Regions from separate parts of the Homo sapiens genome. Here region 1 is linked to region 2. A link is a contact called in ENCODE Hi-C or POLR2A ChIA-PET data. All regions are on one chromosome and are shown on one strand. Each heading gives the region's core, a stretch centred on a gene start or an enhancer-like site at or near the end of the contact. The rest is flanking DNA. Distances are from core to core; before and after follow the strand shown.

What was found. Hi-C counts contacts between places; a loop is a spot of excess contacts on that map. ChIA-PET counts read pairs that join two places held with the same protein, here RNA polymerase II (POLR2A).
Region 1: a map of lower leg skin shows a loop between it and region 2 (16-fold over the local background). The contact joins the enhancer-like site here to the promoter of CD276 in region 2. A Hi-C loop is called at or near these places in 1 of 168 maps with a recorded cell type or tissue (lower leg skin). POLR2A ChIA-PET finds 5 or more read pairs at or near these places in 1 of 52 experiments (WTC11).

The regions. Positions count from the first base shown.
Region 1 is chr15:74,460,385-74,466,998 of GRCh38, forward strand. It overlaps UBL7-DT (UBL7 divergent transcript), which reads left to right and starts at 881. Exons shown (of 4, transcript NR_120377.1): 1 at 881-1,643; 2 at 5,652-5,746. UBL7 (ubiquitin like 7) reads right to left here and starts at 776. Exons shown (of 11, transcript NM_032907.5): 1 at 653-776. RefSeq lists enhancers at 17-863, 318-407, 698-847, 1,795-2,295. Within about 2 kb of position 4,012, at least 2 of the 41 ENCODE cell types and tissues checked have a DNase peak (open chromatin) inside an H3K27ac peak, as active enhancers do.
Region 2 is chr15:73,678,535-73,685,704 of GRCh38, forward strand. It overlaps CD276 (CD276 molecule), which reads left to right and starts at 5,849. Exons shown (of 10, transcript NM_001024736.2): 1 at 5,849-5,926. RefSeq lists enhancers at 4,738-5,246, 6,264-6,770 and silencers at 5,630-5,679, 5,800-5,929, 5,940-6,069, 6,230-6,279.

The DNA of each region.
Region 1 (6,614 bases), core at 2,762-5,261, 780 kb after region 2:
TCCACAACATGTAAGTACACACTCATAACAAAGCTCTCCCCTATTTTACACCTCTGCTCATCTAACTCTGCATGTAATTTCTCTTCCCTTTTTGGCCTTTTAGCAAACTCCTACCGAAACCAACACAGATTCAATAACCTCAGTCCCCTCTCTTTCCTCTGTTGTTCCCACATCCCCTCAGAACAAAAGGGCTACAAATATCTGCTTGCCCCCTCCTCCACCCCAATTCTTGAATGCCCTTGAAAACAAAAGACTAAAGTTTTCTTCATCCTTGTCCCCATACCTGGCATACATGGAACCCCAGAAAATAAATCAGAAACTCTGACGGCGGAAGAATCTTGCAAAGCAAGATAAGTTCTTGTTATAGTCATCATTATTGCTTCCAAAGAGACCTCTGATAGAGAAGAGGAAAGAAAAGGCTGTGAAGCTGCCTAGCAGACCTTCAAGCATCCTCAAGGTATCTTCCACCTCAAGTTTATGCCAGAAGGAGGTCGTTTTATATACCATGTCTCACTTAATCCTCACAACGGTTCCCTAAGGCAGGCATTAGCCACATTTTAAAGATGAGGGAAGCAAGACTCAGTAAAATCACTGGCCCAAGGTCACAGATCGCTAGTAATGGGGCAGGAACACTATCCGGTGGCGACCTCACCGCTCCAGTGGGACCAGCTACTTGGCTGACACACATCGAGCCCGCGCTGCCCAGGGCCCCAGCGCCCTCACCCGTCCCGCGGAAGGAACCCGGCCGCACTGCCGCCGGTGTAAACACTCACTCTGGCCCTCTCGCCGGAAACCGGAAATTCCGCGCTGCATTCTGGGAGTTGCAGTTCCCGCTGTGGCCCCCCGCCCCCTTATAAACAGCCAGTCTACAAGAGGCGCTAGTTGCAAAGCTTCCGGTTCTGGGGGAAGGCGTGGCTTCCGCGCTCTTTGAAATGTCCGGCGCCGGAATGTCTGGGTGCTTTGGTTGGAGAGGGTCCCATTTCCAGTCATTCTTCAGCCTGGTGATTCCCGCGCTCCCCTGAGGAGCATATGAAGTACGTCGGTTCTGCCAGGTTGGAACGCGCTGCTGGACACTCGGCCGTAAGGCGGATCCCGGATCCCCTCCCACTCCGACCCTTCCCTCCAGAAGGGCCGGTTCCCAAACGGCCCCTTTAGACACATCCAAGCGGTTGCCGACGGCCCTCACGATGAAAACTGCTGTCCGTTGGTGAAGGCAGCCTCTTCTGTGCTCCTCGCCGCTGACTTCCTGAGGCGGACCTACCTGTGGAGGCATACCAGGAACCAGACGATGACCCCCTCCAAAAGTTGGGTCTTTGAGGAGAGCTACTAACTTGGGTTCCTGGTACACCCTCTACATGCAGTGGTGAAGCTTATCTAACAGTCATTCATAGAATCAGTTTGGGAAGGGGAATTTTCACTGAACTCTCATAGAGAAACTGTGTTTTAGATAACAGAAAGTTCTGCACGGTTAAAATGGAACAGAAATTTTTTTGCACAGAAATTAGGATTACCGAAAATACTGAAGAAAGACTACCTCTGATTGGACTCTTCTCAAGGAATTAATAATTCAAGAACTAAGGAAAGAAAAAAGTGATTATATGAAAATACTGAAGTTGATCGTAGCAGCTGAAGGCTGATCCTGTGTGGGTAAATGTAAACGCTGAATTCCCACATTCCAATGTGCGACCTGGGATTAAGGCAGCAATTGAGCAGGGTAATGTTACTGAGGAGAGCGAACAGATCGCAGGATCTCAGAAGGCCTAACATTAAAGGCAGATCACCCCTCTGTTCTCATAAGTTATATGGGGAGTTTTGAAATGGCTTTCACTGTCTTCAGGGAGTTTATCTTCAGGATAACTCCCATGTATGTTGTGGGCGCATTAGGAACCCATGGCTGTTCCCAAAGTCTCCCTTTCCCATCCTACCCATTTTTAGATATACCCCCTCTTTCAGTAATCCTTCCTAACTAGACTTCTTTAGACTCCTTCCTCTCCTGCCTACTAAGTTACTTGCACCTGAGCTCCATAATTTATCAAAATTATATATTGTGAATACTTTCCCAGTTCATGATTTTTTTTTTACTCTTAATGGTATTAGATAATTTAATTTCATTTTAAAACTTTTTTTTTTTTTTGAGACGGAGTCTTGCTCTGTCGCCCAGATTGGAGTGCAGTAGTGGCCGATCTCGGCTCACTGCACCCTCCGCCTCCCGGGTTCAAGAGATTCTCATGCCTCAGCCTCTTGAGGAGCTGGGGCTACAGGTACCTGCCACCACGCCCGGCTAATTTTTGTATTTTTAGTAGAGACGGGGTTTCACCACGTTGGCCAGGCTGCTCGAACTCCTGACCTCAGGTGATCCCAAAGTGCTGGGATTACAAGCGGTAGCCACCACGCCCGGCCTGAAATTTTGTTGTGATGGTTAGTGCCTTTTGTGTCCTATGTAAGAAATCTTTGCCTGCCCTCGTTATGAAGATACTATCCTAGGTTTTCTTCTGTGTTATTTTATCTTTCACATTTAGGTCTATGATTAATTTCACATTAATCTTTGTATATGATAGGAGTTAGACATCAAGATTCATCTCTTCCATATGGGTGTACAATTGATCCAGCACTATTTAAAAATTTTGTTCCCACTGAATTTCAGTGGCAGCTTTGTCATAAATCCGGTGACTATGTATGTCTGGGTCAATTTTTGACTCTTATTCTGTGCCATGGGTGTATTTTTCTGTCATTGTGCCAATGTCACACGTCTTGATTTCTCTAACTTTAGAGTAGGTCTTGATATCTGCTAGCCTTTTGGCTTTAAGAGGGGCATGGCTATTCTATCACCAATAGATGACAATTGTTAACTTTGTTTTATGCTTCTAAAAGTATAATTTTACTGAATCTTAAATATGTATATTCAACAAAATTTAGATTACACTGTACATTTGTTTAGTAATCTACATATTTTACCTAGCTTGAATATTTCCCCTGTGCTCAAATATTCTTGAGACTTTTTACTTTGAAATAATTTCAAGTTTACAGTACAGTTGCAAAAATATTACAAAATAATGCCCTCATACCCTTAACCCAAAGTCCCCAGTTGTTAATAGTTTACATTTACCTCATCATTCTTTCTCTCTCACTCTCTCACTATGCATATTGTTCTTTTGTTTTTCCACCCGATCCGTTTAAGAGCCAATTACAGACATTACCCAAAGTATTTCTGTATTTCCTGAAAACAAGGATATATTCTATGTCACAGCCACAGTACAACCCAGCAAAATCAAGAAATTAATAAATACAATAATACCATGTAACTTACAATCTCATTCAGCTTTCATCAACCATTCCAGTTGGGTGGAGGCTGATCATCTCTCTGCCATTTTCATAAGTTATGTCATAGATTTTCACATCTGTCACATCATTCATTTCTCCAAAGAGCCTTAGTTCCTTTTAGTAAGGAATGGTATTTAGAAGCCAAGTTTGGATGCTAGGTGTGTTTATTGCTACTGAGATGTCATTATTTCCAGTCTATTTCAGTGACTAGACCTAGCAAATAAATGAATATTGATATACACACCCATTCATCTATATTTCTATGAAATATATTTAAATATGTGTGCATATAGATGTGTATATGTATATATAGATCTATGTATATGTGAGCATATATATGTGCACATATATCAAAATATATATGTATATATAAAATATGAGTTCACACCAATACCTCAAATTCCAATCCAATACCACATATTTTCCTCTAGTCTTCCTCTTCTCTATAATTTTACCTCCCTTCTGCAATAGTAGGAAACTTGATTCTCATTTTCCACAATATACTTGTATTTTCTCATGTTGACATTCATGGTACCTGATATGGTTTGGCTCTGTGTCCCCACCCAAATCTCATGTTGAATTGTAATCCTCAATGTTGGAGGAGGGGCCTGGTGGGAGGTCATGATGTTTGGATCATGGGGCAGACTTCCCCCTTGCTGTTCTCATGACAGTGAGTTCTCAAGAGATCTGGTTGTTCAAAAGTGTGTAGCACTTCCCCCTTTGCCCTCTCTCTCCTGCTCTGCCATGTGAAGATGTGCTTGCTTCCCCTTCACGTTCTGCCATGATTGTATGTTTCCTGTGGCTTCCCCAGCCATGCTTCCTGTATAGCCTGCAGAACTGTGCGTCAATTAAAGCACTTTTCTTTATAAATCACCTGGTCTCAGGTAGTTCTTTATAGCAGTGCAAGAACAGACTAATACAGTACCATAACAATGGAGCCTCCTCTTCAACTTGATTCTTGAGTCCTTTTGACATAACCCTGGAGGTTTTTGATAGCTCCCTGCTATCTAGCATGACAAGAGTTCCTAGCTAATCTTGTACTTCCTGCCCTAGGCATAAAAATTAGCCATTTCTTCAAGAAATTCATATGGTTTTCTGTGGGAAATGGTATATTAAGACCACAATCTGGGCACTAGGGATGCTTATTGCTACTGAATTGTTTGTTACTTGTAAGCCACATTAGTGGATGGAGCTAGGGGGAGATCTATATCCATAGAGATATAAATAGAGAATATTTATACTGCTACTTCAAATTCAAGACTACAGAGGTTGGGTTTGGTTTTGGCTTTTGGTTTTATGGGTTGCTTTTTGTTTTGTTTTTTTTGAGACAGGATCTCCCTCTGTTGCCCAGGCTGGAGTACAGAGGTGCAATCATGACTCACTGCTGCCTCAAACTCCCAGGCTCAAGCGATTCTCCCACCTCAGCCTGCCAAGTAGCTGGGACTACAGTTGTGCACCACCATGCCCAGCTAATTTGTGTATTTTCTGTGGAGGCAGGGTTTCACCATGTTGCCCAGGCCGGTCTTGAATTACTGGACTCAAGCAATCTGCCCACCTCAGCCTCCCAAAGTAAGACTGCAGAATTTTAATTTAATATTTTCTATATTACATCTTTATTTCCTTTCTTCCACACTGAGAATACTAGTTCTCAAGAACATAAGGGACAACAGTATTTAAATATCTATTTTCATTTCCTTTATCCCATATCACATACCCAACTGTCTCAAAATAACAATACTAATGATACTATCACCACCAATATAATTATTGAGACGTTTAAAAAAATGTTTGCATATGCCCTTCTCATTCTATCCCCTCCATTCATTCTCTCCATTTTAACAGATGTGCTGTATATTATCTGAGCCTATACTCATTACTCTACCTTCCTCTTTTTAACTCTCTTAATACTACAAAGAATTCCATGTTTAGGCCAGGTGCGGCAGCGCACACCTGTAATCCCAGCACTTTGGGAGGCTGAGACAGGCAGATCACCTGAGGTCAGGAGTTTGAGACCAGCCTGGCCAACATAGTGAAACCCTTCTCTACTAAAAATACAAAAATTAGTGGGGGTGTGCTGGCGGGCACTGTAATCTCAGCTACTTGGGAGCTTGAGGCAGGAGAATTGCTTGAACCCAGGAAGTGGAGGTTGCAGTGAGCCGAGATCACACCATTGCACTCCAGCCTGGGCGACAAGAGTGAAACTCCATCTCAAAAATAAATAAATAAATAAAATCAGAATTCCATGTTTAATGCTTTCCACTGGTTTTTGTTGCTGTTGTTGTTGTTGTTTTGTTTTGTTTTCTGACACAGAGTCTCACTGTATCACCCAGGCTGAAGTACATTGGTGCAATCTTGGCTCACTGCATCTCCACCCCAGGTTCAAGCGATTCTCCTGCCTCAGCCTCCCAAGCAGCTGGGATTACAGGTATGTAGCACAATGCCCGGCTAATTTTTGTATTTTTAATAGAGACAGAGTTTCACCGTGTTGGCTAGGCTGGTCTCAAACTCCTGGCCTCAAGTGATTCACCCGCCTTGGCCTCCCAAAATGTTGGGATTACAAGCATGAGCCACTGTGCCTGGCCCAGTGGTTTTTATTACTGAACCCGTTCTTTAGTGGATTTCCTGGAAGGACTACAATATTCTCTGTGAATGATATTCCCTAAACTTTTGCATATTAATAGCAGTTTATTTCTGGCCTTTATGCTTGAAAATCAGTTTGCTAAATATAAAATTGTTGGCTCACATTTTCTTTCTTAAGATATTTCATTTTCATCTGATGACAGAAATCTAATTTTCTTTCCCTTACAAGTTACTTGCTCTTTTCACCAGGTTGCCCAAGTAGTTTTTAAAATTTTTTGTTTAATTTCCAGTCATTTTACCTGACTACATCTTGGTGCTGTTTGTTTTAGGTCAGTAGTCTCAGTTATGTGGTATTCTCTTCCAAAATGTAATTTATATTTTTTTTATTTCAGTAAAGATTGATTTTTGAATTACAGGTTTTAGAATAGTTCCGTTCTCTTGCCTTGGTTTGGTTCTTAAGAGGACTCATGTTAGCCATATGTTGTATCTTTGTTGTTTCTCTTCAATATCTGCCACTTTTCTCAAATCTTTTCTCTTTCTTCATTTTTAAAAATATTTTTTAAATGTTCCTCCTTTCTACATTCTACTTAAGGCATCATCTGTTGTATTTATTTCTTCTGTGTTCCTTTTGCTTTAGTCTTCATTTTGTATTTATTTTTTATTTTTTATTTTTTGAGACAGAATTTCGCTCTGTCGCCCAGGCTGAAGTGCAG
Region 2 (7,170 bases), core at 4,599-7,098:
CACATCCTGCTTCGTGGCCTGGATTGTCTCGAACTGGGTTCTTCCCTAGCACCAGTAACCCAAGTGGAGACCTAGCAGCAGCCAAGACATGTTCCCAAGAAGGGTCACTTTCACTGCAAAATGCCTATCTCCAGGAGAAGAGGGGGAGTGGACTGAGAGAAGCCAGGGAGAGAGAAAGGGCAGGGATTTGCAGTCAGTTGTCCTGCCTCAGGGATTAGGGTTGACATGAAGAACTGCAGGTTAAGAGTGCTCCATTAAGGAAGATTAGATAAACTGTTCTCACCACTGGGGCAGTTAAACCTTCCCTTGAGTCCCTTTGGTAAGGTGCCCTGAAGATGCCTAGGCATAATGTCACAAACCCAGCTGAAAACGAATACCACAAAGAGACCCTGTGACTCTGAAAACAGCAATATTTGCACTTAAGATTCAGCACCTGGCTTACTCCTGTAGTCCTAGCTACTAGGGAGGCTGAGGAAGGAGGATTTCTTGTGCCCAGGGGTGAATTCAAGGCTACAGTGAGCTACAATTGCACTACGGCACTCTAGCCTGAGTGACAGAACAAGATCCCGTCTCTTAAAAAATAAAAATAAAATAAAAAAGGATTAAACTCCTGGATTGAAATTCAGATTTCTGGATTCCATATGGTTTATCCACTATCTTCCTTAAGAGGGCCATCACCACTGGCTTGTGAGGCAGGGCCCCTTGTTCTCCAAGCCAGGGGCACTCGATCTTATTCATCTAGCAGGAACCCTTAGTTGTTCTGGTCAGTGCCTGCTTCTCTGAGCCTGTCTTGGGGCAAGCCTAGGAGCAGGGCCAGGACGAGCATGAGGTACCTGCACCTATGATGCAAAACTGAAGGAGGTGCTCACTTTCAGGTCAGCGCAAGGGTGGAGCCTGTTCAATTATTTGCATGTGAGAGCTATTAGAAAAAAACAACTCCCAATGAGATAGAAGAGTTCCCCTGGTAGCATGGTGCTGTTTTTAGTTTGTTCTGTTGTTTTGTTGTTTTGTTTTTTAAACTCTGTACAACCCTCCTATTTGGAGGACCTGCCACCTTCCTTCCGACTCACCAGCAGCAGGACACAAACTCTGAAATGGCTTCCCGGTATTGGGAGTGTTGTCAGCCAAGATTATAGTAAAGAAATTGGAAAGGGAAAGGGGATTGAATGGTTCAGTTTCACCGGGGATGGGGAGGAAGACAGATAATGGAAAGGGTGAACAGGGAAGAAGAGCAGAGGCTGGTGAGTCAGATAGAAGCAGCTAGTTAGAAAAGACTGCTTAGAAGCTCTTTCGTTATGTTGTTGTGTGTGTATTAGGGCCTTAGGGTTACGGAGTGTTCCCAGGCGATCCTCCCTGGAGGACCTGCTCCTCTTTCATTAGGCTGCTCCTGTTATTTTGCTTGCCAGATGCTTCCAGCTGGCAGTAGTTGGTTCTAGACATTTGAAGCCTATTCCAAGACTCAATTCCCAGGACTAAGAAACTAGGAAGCCGGAACCTGCAGTGGTTGCTATGCACCATATTCAGTTTTACACCGGATTCAGTCATTTGAGAGAAATGTGGTTGCCTTAAGTCTAGGCTGGATGGAATGGTTCCTGATGGCACCCTATGAGTCCTAAGTGAGTGGGCAGAGTGGAGTGCGGGTGGGTGGCTTTTGCCAAGACATCAAGGATTTGAGGCCTAAAAATGCAAACAACTTGGGAAGTAATATGCACCAACCAGCCTGAGGGAAGGGAGGCCAGTGCCAAGGTATTGGCTTAGTGTCGCAGGGATCCTCGATAAAATCCCCAATCGCCACTTGGGCCTTAAATCCCTGACACTGCCAAGAATTGATTTTTGTTTCTTATGGAAGCAGTCAAAATGAATACATTTTCAGTATCATTCTTAGGAGAGGCATCTCAATGTTTCTGAGCCGCTTTCTATGAGATGGACTGCTTAGCTGCTCTAAAAAGACAGAAATATCTCCATAGCTTACACTGTACAGTTTGCATTATCTAAGTGTATTTAAATAGATGAGAGAGACACTTTCCCTTTTGCATGTCAAAGGAGGCAAAAGGAAGTTTTCTCCTAATTTCAGTCATAATTTCTGCCCTGAGGAAAGTTATAATGTTCTACTGTATGGATACACCACATTTTGCCTATCCATTCATCTGGAGATGTAGACACTTGCGTTGCTTCCACATTTTGCCTATTGTGAGTAATGCCACTAAGAATATGAGTGTACAAATATCTCTCTGAGACCCTGCTTTCAATTCTTTGGAGGTATGCCCATAAGTGGAATTGCTGAATCATATAGTAGTTCTATTTTTATTTCTATTTTTTGAGACAGAGTCTCACTTTGTCACCCATGCTGAAGTGCAGTGGCATGATCTCAGTTCACTGCAACCTCCGCCTCCTGGGTTCAAGTGATTCTTCTACCTCAGCCTCCCAAGTAGCTGGGACTACAGGTGAGCGCCACCATGCCTGGCTAATTTTTGTATTATTATTATTTTTTTAGTAAAGATGGGGTTTCACCATATTGGCCAGGCTGGTCTTGAACTCCTGACTTCAGGTGATCCTCCCGCCTTGGCCTCCCAGAGTGTTGGGATTAGAGGTGTGAGCCACCTTGCCTGGCCTATTTTTAATTTTTTGAGGAACTACCAGACTGGTTTCCATAGCTCAAGGCTGCTCCTTTAACAAGCTTTCCCCAAAGCCTCAATCAGTGAGTTTCATTTCCATCTCATTTGCCACACTGGGTCACGTGACTGCCTCTAGCTGCAAGGGGGTCTGAGAACCCACGTATTTTCAACTAGGCATAGAACTTCTTAGAACAAATGCTACACTCTGTTGGTAAGGAAGAAGTAGAGAATTAATTTTAGTGGACAACTAGCAGCCTAAGGGCAAATGAGAACACTGAAGGGCTTCAGGTAAGCAAGAGACATTGTGGGAGGATTTGCGCTTTAGAAGGCTCTCTCTGGCAGCTATGGACTGAGGAGTCACAGTCAGCAGAATTAGTTAAGAGGCTTCAACAACAATCCAGTGAGGAGTGATGGGGGTTCAGATGAGGATGGTGTGGCAGTAGGGTATTCAGGAAAGGGAGGGATTCCTAACATATTCTAGGGCACCCCTTCAAGCCTGCCTGGATATTGGCAGTGGGAAGTGGGGGGAAGTGGGAGGGAACGAGGGATGAGTCCAGGTTTTGAGCATAGTCCTTCCTGTATATCTAGAAGGGGAAACAGGTTTTGGGGACATGTGATAATTCAATTTTGCACATGTTGAATTTGAGGAACCTGCAGGATGGTAGGTAGATAAAAAGTGGGATAAGGCTTGTCCCAATCTGGGTCTTTTGGGATTGGTTTGTGACCTCCTTGGGGAACTTGAAGCAAAACTGGAGATAGCACATTCTGAGTCATCTACTACTGTGCTGACCTAGGAAGCAGGTTGTGGGGAGGTGGGGGGTGGGAGGGATAGAGGTGAGAGGGGTAGGGCTGCTGTCCAGAAAGAATGCATGAAGACAACCTTCCATCCTGAGTTTTTCTGGTTCTGACGGGAATCTCTGTGTAGCACCTCCATTCCTGAGTTCCCAGGGACAATCAGGCAAACATTCTCTGAACCAAGGAGACCCCTGCATGATGGGATGGTCATTCTAGCTATCTGTGTCCAGATCCAAGTGTCTGAGTCTCAGATGAGCTGGTCCTACACATGTGCTATCTGTGCCCTGCCCAAGCTGTTTCCCCCTCCTAGGGGATCAGAGCCCTCTCAATCTGCTGCTTCCAGGAATGAGAGCCAATACACATTTCCTTCCCTCCTGACCTCTGCTCTTGAATGATTATTTTAAAATCTCCCCCCATAGACACACTATAAACTGCTCTGTGATGTTCCTTCACTGTCCACCATGGCTGAGTCATGCCAGATTATAAATCCCTTAGGACAGGACCAGCGTCACCACCGCAAGGCACAAGGCACAGGACTGACTCTTTGTGAAGGGAAGGAAAGTAAGTTTCTCTAGATCTGTTCAATGCCACCTCCAGGGTCCTGCAGCAGGGCTCCTAGCTCCCTCAGCCCAAGGACACCTCTCCATGTGATGCTACTTCCCCAGGTTGCTGGGCCAACTGGAGGCTACTCATCCTGAGACCTGTAAGGCCAGACCCAGGCTGGACGAGGCTGGTCAGGGCCTGGCAGGGCAGTGGGGAGCAGCGTGGAATGGTCCAGAGTTCCTGGAGGTGGTCAGGGACAAGACAGCTGGGCCTCTCTGCTGTCATCCCTAGGAGCAGTCAGCAATTACACAGACACAGCTGCTGTGTGATTCAAAGACACATATGCACGTAGACTCAAATACAGAGTTGCTTGAATGTGTTCACAAATATACACACCCGGCCGGGCGCGGTGGCTCACGTTTGTAATCCCAGCCCTTTTGGAGGCCAAGGCGGGTGGATCACAAGGTCAAGAGATCGAGACCATCCTGGCCAAAATAGTGGTGCGCACCTGTAATCCCAGCTACTCTGGAGGCTGAGGCAGGAGAATCGCTTGAACTCAGGAGGCGGAGGTTGCAGTGAGCCGAGATTGAGCCACTGCACTCCAGAGCCAGACTCTGTCTCAAAAAAAAAAAAAAGACAAAAACCCCCCACAAATATACACACCCATGCACCACCACCCCTACCCATACACCACACGCACACTTAAATTCAGAGGGCAAATCCCGGTTCCTCCCTTCATAGCTATGTGTCCCCAAGTTACTTAATCTCTTTGTATCTTAATTTCCTTATTTCCGATCTGTAAAAATGAGAATAATGGTATTCACCTCAATGAGTTGTTGTGAAGATTAAATGAGATAAAATGGTAAAGAGCTTACAACAGTGGCAACACATGCAGAGAGACGCACATGTTTTCATACTCATTTCCCAAGCCCTGCCCAGTACTGCCACTGGCACTGGTGGTGAGCCTGGCAGCAGTACAAGGTTGGAGTCCCTTCATCCCTTTGAGCCTTGGTTTTCTCATCTGTGAAATGGGAATAATAATATCTAGCCGGCGGGGCTGTTTGGAGGAACTAAAGAGGCCCAGCATGGAAAGCTCCTAACCTAACTCTGGCCCACAAAAGTCTCCCTACGTTTTAGCTGTCACTGTCCCTGTGAGGAAGAACAGATCCAAGAACAGGTGCAGGGATGGGCTGCACCACAGCAAAATCTGGACAGGCCCGACCCCCATCTCCTCCCAGGCTGGAGCGGGGCCCTGTAAGGACAGAGCCCAAGGCCACTAGGTGTCAGGCCTGTTGGAGCCAAGTCCGGCCAGCAGTCTGGGGTGGGGCTGGGGGCAGGGCTGGTCGGATGGCCGTGGGTGGAAGGAAAAGAGGAAAACCAGCTCAGTGGAAATTGTCCTGCGGTTGGCTCAGGCGCCCACGACACTGTATTTATAGAGAGCTCCTTGCAGCTCTTAATTCCTCGCAGTCGAGTTAACCCTTTCTGGGCTGTGGTGCCAGCATGGTGTGGAGGAAGAACCCAAGACTGGGGTTGGACAGCAGGATTCCAGCCCTGTTCTGCCGCCAGTCGATGACCAGTCAGTCACCTATCCCCTCTCGCAGAAAGGAAGATTCGGCTCTTGGAAGTGTGGGAACGGGGTGGGGGATGGGCAGCGCCCTGCTCCGGGAGCCGAGGGTTTTCCCCGCCAGGGTCAGGCCTGGGGGCGGGGCGGGGCGGGGGCGGGGGCCAGGCCGTGTGCTCTGCCCAGCGGGCTGGCTCAGGCCTCGGTCAGCAGCCGCCACCGCGGGGCCAATCCGGCCTCAGGGACGCACCGGAGCCGCCTTTCCGGGCCTCAGGCGGATTCTCCGGCGCGGCCCGCCCCGCCCCTCGGACTCCCCGGGCCGCCCCCGGCCCCCATTCGGGCCGGGCCTCGCTGCGGCGGCGACTGAGCCAGGCTGGGCCGCGTCCCTGAGTCCCAGAGTCGGCGCGGCGCGGTGAGTGCTGGCGTGGCGCGGGCGGCGCGGGGTGGGGCGGCCTTTGTCTGCTGCGGGCCGGGCCTGGATCCCGCGGAGGTCCGCACGTTCCCGCTCAGGGCTGCAGGAGCTGAGCAGGGCGCCTTCCCTCCGGGCTCCTGCTCCCCTGCCCTCCCCCAGGTCCGGGCGGCCCCCCTCGCACAGGAGTCCCGGGAACCGCGGGCGCCCCTCCTGCCCTGGGCTGTGGGGCCCGCGGAGAGCTGGGGGCTCCCGGATCCTACCCCGCCCCCCTTTCCTCGGGTTGAGAGGGGCCCGGGCGCCGTCGGACCTGCAGACCCCGGAAGCTGCGGACCGGGCCGGGTGGGTGAATGCGCTTTTGCAGGCCCCGGGTCTGGAGCGGGCATGGGGGCAGATCTGTCCCGTGTTGAAGCTTAACGAAGCCACCGGCCGGCGCTGGGAGGTTAGCGGGGTCTCGGGTCCTGCAGAGGAAAACGCCCAGCTCCGGGAGGGGAGCGGCGGGGAGGGAAGGCGAGTGGTTAGGCGTGTCCACTCTGCAGGGCCCAGCAGGGCGAAGGTGTGGGCGACTGGTGCACTTCCACAGGCAGCCGTGGGCAGCATGAGGGGTCAGATTCCGGGAAGGACAGGTAGAGACGGCTGGCAGGGGCCACGGGGTGAATAGGTGTTGGGGGTGGGGAGGGAATTGGGATGGGCAGTTTGGGCTTGGGAAGCCTCAGGGAGGTGGGGGGTGAGGTGGGATGGAGAGGAGATGCGGGCGACGGTGGAGGGAGGTGGGGACCCCGAGTGGGGGCACACTAGAAGGGAGGGGATTGAATTCCAGCGCCCAGGGCCCTCCCTGCGACCGTTTAGCTAGCGAATTGGCAGGTTTGGCAGCCTAAGGCAGGGGATTTATTTCTAAGCCAAACCTGCTCTAATGAGAAAAGCGTGATAGATGACTCAGATATGGGATCTATCACTGAGGGAAAACATTAAGCAAATAGTAAAGCAAAAAAGATTTGTGTGTGTGTGTGTGTGTGTGTGTGTGTGTGTGTGTGTGTGGCGGGTGGGGGGGTGTTAGTTGTCTTAATTTAGAAAAACGATTTACCTTCAAATTGGATGTGGATAATTGTAAATGAGTCTGATCTCTTCATTAAAGCCCGGGGTCCTTTTCTTATAAGCATGTCTTCAGCAGTTAGTTTCTATATTAGAAAGTAATGAAGCTGCTTTGTCTTTAAGAGAGTTCTTTATTTAGTGCGGCCTCCTCTAGT